2 separate regions of the Homo sapiens genome follow, and region 2 is linked to region 1. A link is a loop called in an ENCODE intact Hi-C map of the cell type or tissue named here. Cell type or tissue: gastrocnemius medialis. All regions are shown on one strand.

Region 1 (5,000 bases):
AGAAACTTGATGCCTTTAAAACATAATTTTTTTTTTTTTTGAGACTGAGTCTCACTCTGTCGCCCAGGCTGGAGTGCAGTGGCACTATCTCGGCTCACTGCAAGCTCCGCCTCCCGGGTTCACGCCATTCTCCTGCCTCAGCCTCCCGAGTAGCTGGGACTACATTTATCCAGGTTACCCCAAGTTGTTGCACTGAGAGTGTTGGCCTTCCATGGACTTCTACATTTTACCCAGAAGTGAAAGTCTCATACTCACACTTTAAAAAAAAAATCCCTTGTTATTCCTATCTCAATATTTTGTGCATAATACACAATAACTTGTCATGCGAGTTTTTAATTAATGAATAAAGAGATAATTGCCCCCAGTGAGATAGTAATATTTTACTATGAATTTAATGCTCACCGATAAACAAAATACCTTCAGTTCAAGAAAGAATGTGGGCCGGGCATGGTGGCTCACACCTGTAATCCCAGCACTTTGGGAGGCCAAGGTAGGTGGATCACTTGAGGTCAGGAGTTGGCCTGGCCAGCATGGTGAAACCCTGTCTCTACTAAAAATACAAAAAAATGAGGCAGGCGTGGTGGTGCATGCCTGTAATTTCAGCTACTCAGGAGGCTGAGGCAGAAGAATCGCTTGAACCCAGGCGGCAGAGGTTGCAGTGAGCTGAGATCGAGCCACTGCACTCCAGCCTGGTTGAGAGGGAGACTCACCTCAAAAAACAAAAAGAAAAAAAATGTGGTCCATATTCAATATTCATTTAATTCTTACAATACCTCTTATGTAGGAGTTCCGATAATGATCAGAAGGCTAGAGATAGCTACTATTTACTAAGTACTTATTATGTGCCAAGCACCATGCTAAGTATATATAAAAACTCATTTACATATATTTACATATATTAATTCATTTAAACCCTACAGTAAGCTGGAAGATAGGTATTTCTGTCTTCATTTTCACGAGGAAATCAAGGCTGGGAAAGGTTAAATGACTTGTCTAAGTGCTCAAAGCTGATTAATGGAAGAGCTGGGATTCAAACACAGTATGTCTAGTTCCCAGTCTAGATATTTTTCACTGTACTTCAGCTTTTTGTCAGGTATGATACCACAGTTGTCCTGTAGGATTTAATTAAAATACCTGGAATTCCCCAACTTATACCTTTCCTAAGTACTCCAAAAATATAAAATATAATTATGAAGGAGCTATCCCAAGATGATACTGAAAACACTTACAAGTGGGCAGATGGACTTGGTTGCCTCTTAACGGTAGAAATAGTTTTGCCTTATTTACCTGACATTACATTGCGTGGTCTCAGATTTGGATAGCAATAATAATTTTTAAGATGGATGATTATTTAGGATTAGGGATATGTCTGTAGCCATAGTATCGAGTAACCCTGAACCTCACAGGAATTAAACTTATTACTTGGAATTCATTAGCACCTCACTCTTAACCTCTGAGTTAACTAGCCACAGATCAAATAGATCAAATTGCACTTTATAATGGAATAATATATTATTAAAAATGAAAGCCATTCCATTTGTTTATTAAAAATTCATTACTTAAAAAAAAGGCCTAATGTCACATGTTAAATTATTTGTTGTCATTTGGAAAAAGAGAAAGATTTACTTAAAAAGAACGAGTCAGCCATTTTAGATCCTGAGTGAATAAAATGCATGTTTCTTTGGTGCCAACTAGATTTCCCCTTATTCATCTATTTCTCTTAAAATGCTTGTAGAAATATTTTGATGCAATGCTTCCATTCAGGGTACAAAGGAGATGAAAGAAAAATACTCTGGCAGAGTATTTAATCAGGTATATTATTAGATAAGGATAGCTTTAGTTAAAGCAGCATCTACAGATTAGAATTCCTTCTTTTTAAAATGTTCATGGAAAATAAGTGATATAAACTTCTCTTCACCAAATAAGAATTTTAGGAAATAAAAGATTATCAAAAGAGTCCTGGATTCTTTATTATTTCTGCCTGTAAGCTATTATTATTCTGTAAGTGGGGAAATTACTATAAACTGTCATACTTTCAGAAAGAATTGTCTTCACCTAAACACCTCCTTTATGTGTATAATTATAATATCTCTTATATATGTGTGTATATATATCTTACATATATATAAATATGTGGATTTAGCTACATACACACATATATACATATGTACACATAGGGTATATATGTACTATATATGCCTCTATAGCTTATATATGTCTGAATGTATATGAGCTAAGCTAGGTCTTTTGTGTAAATTATTATATAGACATTTCTTGATATTTCAAGATGCTTCCAAATCCATTTTATAATTTCCTCATCATAAAAGTGTGAGATGTTTATAAGAGAAGAAATCATGGTACAAAGAGTTAAGTTAAACGTTCTGTCCGAGATCACAGAGCAGAAGCCAGATGAGAGCCCGGTTGCCCGATGCTCCCTGTTGACGATGCTGCCACCCTCGCTTGATAGGCTTTGCTCCAGCTGAGTCTGAGAAGGACACCATGTCCCCATTTCAATTTCCTTGAATCAATTCACTCAAACAAAAGGTCACTTTAGACAGAAATCCAGTTTGACTGATTTCTCTCACTGTATTGACTAGTTTAAATAAAATGAGCAAATCAGTGTCTTTATTTCTGTGTCACACAGACATAGCCCATATACTAACCAGGTGCTGTAACACCAGCCTCCACGACACATTTAAAACCCTGTCTTCTGAATTAAATACCTTTCTCTCAAATTAGAAAGTGACTAAAAGGCAGGACAGAAAAAAAAAAAAAAAGATAGCTGATGACCCCTTCCTAAGCAAACATTTTTCAAATACAAAGGCTAAAAAAAAAAAGCTGTGTTTAAAAATTGCAACCACCAGGGAGCAAATGTATCGATCGTGTCATTATTTTTTTCCTCCTCGTTGCTAGGATGTGGTCTATATTAAAAGACAGTTGTTGCCTTGGTGAAAATCTTCCCGGAGCAAAGTGATAGTGCTCCCCCTGCTGACCAAGAAGTCCAGGATATTGTTTTCTTGTTTTGCTTTGTTTTGCTTTTTTTCAGTTTAAAACAAAATGAAAAGGGCAATTAGACATCTTTAGCAAATAACTTTGGGCTTTACCTGCAAAACTGTATTGCATTGCAAGAATATCAGAAACTTACTGAAATGATGCCTGAAATGTTCTTTCCTGCTACATATGAGACAAAAAGCAAATTCTGACCATGTGCCACTGCTTGAGGTTGTCTTTGTTTCTTCTCTCTCTCCTGCTCTTTTTTTTTTTTTTTTTTAAGAGTCTTGCTCTGTCGCCCAGGCTGGAGTACAGTAGCATGGTAGCATGATCTCGGCTTACTGCAACCTCAGTCTCCCGGGTTCAAGCAATTCTCCTGCCTCAGCCTCCCAAGTAGCTGGAACTACAGGTGTGCACCACCAGGCCCAGCTAATTTTTGTATTTTTAGTAGAGGCAGGGTTTCACCACGTTGGCCAGGCTTGTCTTGAACTCCTCACCTCAAGTCATCCACCCACCTTAGCCTCCCAAAGTGCTGAGATTACAGGCATGAGCCACCGCGCCCAGCCTGTTTTTTCTAACTCAGGGTGGGCCTGGTGACTCAGATCCTTCTCACCTTACTAATTATTTTGGGATGCCACTGAATTTTTGTAAAGGCCCAGGACAGGAAATTGCTTATAATATTAACTAGTGACTTTTACTAAGCACTAGTTACTTGTAATGAAGGAAAAGGAGAAAGAGAGAGAATTCCACAGAGGTCTTAAGTGTCTTGCACCTCAGGTTTTATTGAATGCATCTAACATTAAAGCTGAGAAGTGGTAGGAGTGGCCTGGTCAGCTTGTGGTGGGGCAGGTGAGCCCCACCGAATGTGAGGTGCCTGCAATTTATCCAGTTAGCTATTAGCAGAGGGAGTAGAGTTCAGGAGAAAGACTGGGGCATGGAGTTACCAATTTTTAAGTCATCAACCTATATGTTACAGTTGAAATCATGAGTATGCATGAGATCATCCTAAGAAAGAATGTAGAAAATGAAAAGACGATTGAGCATAGAAACTTGGGGAACATCACCAGCACTTGAAGAATAGGCAGAAGAGGAACCATTAATGGAAAAGTGAAACAGAAAGCTTAGAGATTTTGGAGAAAAACTAAGAGAAATTATTATTGGATTGAAGTCAAAGGAGAAGAAAATTTCAAGAAAGAAGTCAACAGTGTTAAAAACCAAAGACATGCCAAGAAGGATGAGAACTTCAAGAAACCACTGGCTTTGTTAAGAGGACCCTGGTCACCCCAAGAGAGTTTCAGTATGGTAGTGTGAAAATTGGGTGAAAGCCCAATTTTAGTGGCTCTTTAAATGATAAATGAGAAAGTGAAAGTAATGAGGACAAACGACACAATGAAGACATTTGGCAATAATCAAGAGAAGCAAGGTAGCACCCCGATGAGAGACTGACTGACTTGAACATGTTTGAAGGTTAATGAGGAAGAGCCAATGAAGAGGGAGAGACAAACAAGAGAAGAAATTATTGGTTCTACCAGATTCAAGAGAAGCTGGGAGGGAGGAAAGGAACAAGAGCACTAATTGAGTTTGGAAAAGAGTAAGAATACATTTTCTTCTTGGACAACTAGGAAGTAGGAAAGGAGGTACACGTGACTTTTGAATGGTGGAGGATGATTTTAGGAAGATAGCATGGAGATGAGGGCAAAGAGAGACAAAGATTGCATGCTACAGCAGTTGTTATTGAAGGAAAGGAAGATCAAACCAACTAAAAATGTGTAAAAGCTTCTCGAGGCAGTATAAAGGGAACAGTAAAACAAGAAATATAAAACTAAAAGAGATGAACATTGGTGTGGTTGAGCACTTTTCTCCAGCAGCAACAGGTAAACCAAAGGTGAGAGAAAAAAAAAACTAGTAATTGGGTAGATTCAGAGTTATAGATTGCCATGGCCAATGGAGCAGACAAAAGAGCAGTATCCTGGTGAGATGGCAGCAGTGAATGTTTGGCTGTGGCATAC
Region 2 (5,000 bases), 270 kb before region 1:
ATAGTATTCCTTTATAATCCTTTTAATTTATCTAGCATCAGTGGTGATATCATAGTTTCATTACTGATTTCTGTAATTAATATCTTCTGTTTTCTTTTTGTTCATTTTGTTTTGATATTTGGTCAGTCTAGTGAAAGTTTTATCATAAGACTTTTGGTTTAATTCATTTTTCTCTACTGCTTTTCTATATATTTTACTGAATATATTATATATAATATAATACTATAATATATAATAATATATACAAAGCTTAAGTTACTGATTTGGAACTTTTCTATTTTACTCTAAATGGTTAAAGCTATGAATTTTTTTTCTAAACCTGCTTTATCTACCTCCAATAAATGTAGATATGCTGTAGTTTATTTTCATTTACCTCAAAATATTTTCTAATTTCCCTTGGAATTTGTTTGTGATTTAATATCTAAATATTTAGAGATTTCTAAAATTTCTTTCTGTTTTTATTTATAACTTAATTCTGCTGTGATTATAGAATATATTTTGAAAGCTTTGGCAAACCCTTCAAATTAATTGAGACATTATATTTTCTAGCATTTGCTTAATATGTAGAATATCCATGTGTGCTTGATAAGAATGTGTATTCTGCTGATGTTAAATTCTGTATTTTATAAATGTCAAGATTTTTTTGATGGTGTTATTTAAGTTGTTTGTCTCTTTTCCAATTTCCTGTCTAGTTTTTCCATCAATTATTGAGAGAGAAGTATGGAAATTTCCAACTATTAGTATTAAATATTTTTCTCCTTTCAATTCTGTCCGTTTTTATTTTAGTACTGTGGGGGCTCTTCTGTTCAATGCATATGCATTTCTAATTGTCACATTTTTCAGATGTATTGGCCTTTTATAATTATGAATGTCCCTTTTGTCTCATAATTTTTCTAGACTTAAAGTCTATTTTGTCTAATATTGATATAGGCATTCCAGCTGTCTTATGGTTACTGTTTGCATGATGAATCTTGTTTTCCTGTTTTTACTTTAGCCTATTTATATCTATGAATCTAAAATGTGTCTCTTATAGATGTTATATAGTTTGATCTTGATTTTTATCCAATCTGATAATTTCTGCCTTTTGATTTGTGTTTCTTCCATTCATAGTTAATGTCACTATTGATATGGTTGGATTTGTAGCTTCCATTTTACTGTTTTCTGTCTCATAGTTTTTGTTGTTCCTCTTTTCCCTTTCTACCACCTTCTTTTCTATTACGTATGTTTTAATTATTTGGTTTTGATTTTTAAAAATAAAATTTAAAAGGCATTTTCTTAATATTTCTTTAGAGATTATAATACACAAGATTATAATTTATCTTATCATAGTTTACTTCAGGATAGTACTGACTTAATTCTAGTGGAATAGAACTGCTTTGATCCAATATAGCTTCATTTCTTTTCCAAATTTGTGTTTTTTCACATATATTTATATATTTTATAAACCCAGCAACATAATGTTGTAATTATTGCCTCATACAACTTTAAGTCTCTTAAAGAAATTAAGAGAGAACAGAAAAAATGTGTATTTATATAGCCTTTTATTTATATATTTACCATTTTTAGTGCTCTTCATTTCTTTCTGTCAATTTGAGCTGTTGTCTAGTATTATTTCCTCTCAGCTTTAAGGACTTAGGTATTTCTGCTTACAACAAATATCCTCCGTTGTTTCTCTGGGAATCTTTCATTTCACCTTTATTTTTGGAGGATAATTTTCCTGGATAGAGAAATGTTGGTGGATGGGTTTGCTTTCTTGTTTCTTTTAGCACTTCATTTCTCTGCCTTCTGGCCCTACTTATTTCTAATGAGAAGTCATTAATCATATTTTTCCCCTGGACGTGATTCATCATTTTTCTCTTGCTGCTTTCATGACTTTTCTCCTTACCTTTCAACAATTTGACTATGATATGTCTCAGTGTGGATCTTTTGGGTTTTATTCTAGTTGGCATTGGCTGAGCTTCTTGGATCCATAGGTTACTGTTTTCCATCAAATTGGGACATTTTCAGCCATTATTCCTTCAAATGTTTTTTCATCACCCTTTGTCTCTCTCCTTTTTTTCTAATTCCCATGAGATATATGTTGGTTCCCTTGATATCCCATAAGTTTCTCAGGCTCTGTCCACTTTTCTCCTGTCTTTTTCTGTGTTCTTCCGACTGGATGATTTCCATTGATCTATCTTCCAGTTCACTGATTTGATCTTTTGCTCTTTTAAATCTGCTGTTGGGCTTACTATACTGAGTTTTAAAATTTTGGTTATTATACTTTTCAAATCTGCACTTTTTATTTTTAAATAGTTTTTCTTTCTATATTGAAAGTTTCTATATGTTGTTCATTACTGTCGTGTTTTCCTTTAGGTATTTAACACAATTTTCTTTTAATTATTTTCATATATGTATAATAGCTATTTTAAAGTCTTTAAAGCCTTTGTCTGCTAAATTCTACACCTGGGCCCATTCAGGGACATTTTTTATTGACTGCTTTTTTTCCTCATTGTGGATCACACAAGTTTTTGTCAAAAATGTGTTTTTTAAAATAACATGTGGTAGTAGCTCTGGGTTTTGATTATTTTTTCCCTGAGGGTTGGTTTTGTTTATTTTTTTATTAAAAACTTCCTTTGTCTTAATCTATGGAATCTGTATCCCTCATGATATGTGACTACTGATTTCTCTGCTTAGTTTTTTCTTCTTATTCTAATTTTTATTTTTTAACCTGGTTTCCTAGGGATTGCCCTGTGTCTCTGTAGCTTAATTGTTATTTAATGATTGATCAGAGGTTGTACTCAAACACTGGGACCAGCCAGTGCTGATGGAACTGTGTGCAAATTGAGGAGCACATGCAGTATTTAGGCAGTTCGGAAGTCTGTACCAGCTTTAACTTTCCACTGGGCCCTCTTTCGTGTCCTTTGTGCTTGTCATTACCTCCTAGTCAGATTGCATAGCAAGGTGGGCAGACTGGGTGGCCTGGTGAACTTACGTAGCCTCTGTCTGTCTCATCTTCATTTACCCCATGCTATGTTTCTTGCTATACCACCAATGTGTTGCTTAGCCCTACCAAGGCCATAGCCTTAGACTGTTAATTTCTTTCAGCTTGCTTTTTTCGTTGACAATATCACTAATGAGTTTTTTGGCCTCCACTTCAAATCAAATCAGCCCCCTCTCATGTCAGCCCCTTCCAGAAGTGAAGCTGCTAGTTTTCATGACCAGCCCTACCCTGGTAGAAGTACTCTCCTGACTGAGCTATAAAGGAGTGGGAGCAGCCCCAGGCAAGAACATCTCTGACTCCCACTGTTTTTAGGCAGAGTTCAGTGGTTCGTCACAAATAAATGTTTCTTAATTTGTTGTTTATGACTGCTCGATTTCCAGAGCCATGAAATCATTGTTTTTGATAATTCTGTTCAGCTTCATAGTTGTTTCTTAGGAAGATTTCCTGACTTACTTCCACATCACCAAAAGTCCTGCCTCACATGGCAACTGTTAAAATGGCAAGTTCACGTGCTGAAGTTCTACTTAACAAGGAACCATTCTATAGATTCTTTGTACCATTTTGGTACAAATTTTGGATCTCTGGTAATCAAAACAATCTGTTCACCATGCTACCCAGTCAGCCCACCTTGCTATACAATCTGTCATCTTAGTCCTGTTTCATGTGAGGAATTTTACATTTCTGCAATAATTGCCAGTAACTTTTTTGTGTATTATTTTCTTTTGAATACCACATGGATGGCATCTGACACTGTTTGTAATGCTGAATTTAATGGAAGTTTACAAATAAGTTATTCTATGATTCTCCTTTAAAAATGCAGATATACATATATGTATATAATATTATTCTCTTCCATAACACAGAATGTTTAAATGGTTAACATTTGTGCTGCAGTATAGCTTTCTGGCTCATGAAAAATGAAAGCTATCAGCGATCTCGGCAATAAGATTCATCGCCAATAGTCACTAGCAACAGCACACAGCATTTTAATATCAGTGAGGTCCACAGCTAGCAGTAAGAGCTGGTGTAATTGAAAGACGTTTAGGTGCAATCATTCTGCTGTTTGCTCCTTGCCAGGTTCAACATGGGATTGTGTGAGTATTTGAAGAAAACAGCAATTTTTTCATATCTTTGAAAGATGTAAAAAGCGTAGATTAGTGCTTAAATTTAAGAAATCTGGTAATTTATAATCATGTGGCTCTAAAATAAAAAGGTATTTTATTTGTCTGGTGGATTAAAGCTTTAGAAAAGCTACGCCTTGGATACAAGTGAACCGATAATTCTGGTCTAATGTTGCCGTGGTAACAACTCATGCTGATATAATTGAGAACATCTTATACATCCTGGTTCGAACATTTTCTCCCTGCCATTTTGAGTTGTTCTAGTGGTATATGAAGGAGGCTGGGATAACTAGCTTGAAAGAAATTCAGTCTAGTTATAGACATCTTTGGCATTAATCTGATGTTTACTAGTGATATCTCATGCTAGGCAGTTATGCTTTGCTTCTAGGGGCTTCTCTTTTTAAAACAAAAGAAAGCTCTTTTCGTTTTCTGTGTGCTGCATGCTCCAGTGTGTGTGTTTACACCATCGGTTCTTCTCCCTCTAGAGATTAGCATAACTCCCTTTGCTGTTGGATTGTTATTTTGAGCAATATGTTTTGGAAAGGTTGGTTTTCATCATGAGTGGTAAGTATGCTCTCTGAGACTCTGCAGCTGTTTATTTAAAAAATATATTTATAAGAGGAAAAAATATTTTTAAAGGGACAGTTATAAAGCCACAGCTACTGTGAATTATATTTTGTGGTGACGCTTTTGTACTTAGGCATTATAGTAAATTGCCTTCAAAAACCAGTAAGAACTGTAAACAATTAATGGCACTATTAATAATCAATACCAATAATCAGTTTCTAATTTTCTTTATGGTTCGATTTATTGTATTTGTTGGGCACTGTTATTAATTGTGTTATAAATTAGTAAGTAGACTAACCATAAGAGAGGATTTTCTTTTAGTATCTGAT

Evidence for each region. Peaks named below come from ENCODE experiments on the same cell type or tissue, not always from the same donor. Only the 100,000 strongest peaks of a DNase experiment are listed, where the experiment ranks them.
Region 2: a loop joins it to region 1, with 3 times the contacts of the local background. A loop is called at or near these places in 5 of 110 quality-filtered maps.

The regions. Positions count from the first base shown.
Region 1 is chr1:84,431,000-84,435,999 of GRCh38, forward strand. No RefSeq gene overlaps it. Among named protein-coding and RNA genes, the nearest start is that of DNASE2B, 35 kb to the left of the region's middle. In gastrocnemius medialis, a CTCF peak has its summit at 2,993 (motif pointing left); DNase peaks (open chromatin) are centred at 2,442 and 2,971; H3K4me3 peaks cover 609 bases; H3K27ac peaks cover 320 bases.
Region 2 is chr1:84,160,346-84,165,345 of GRCh38, forward strand. The region is part of intron 1 of PRKACB (protein kinase cAMP-activated catalytic subunit beta); the gene reads left to right. Among named protein-coding and RNA genes, the nearest start is that of PRKACB, 19 kb to the left of the region's middle. In gastrocnemius medialis, no CTCF peak of the experiment used is centred here; no DNase peak of the experiment used is centred here.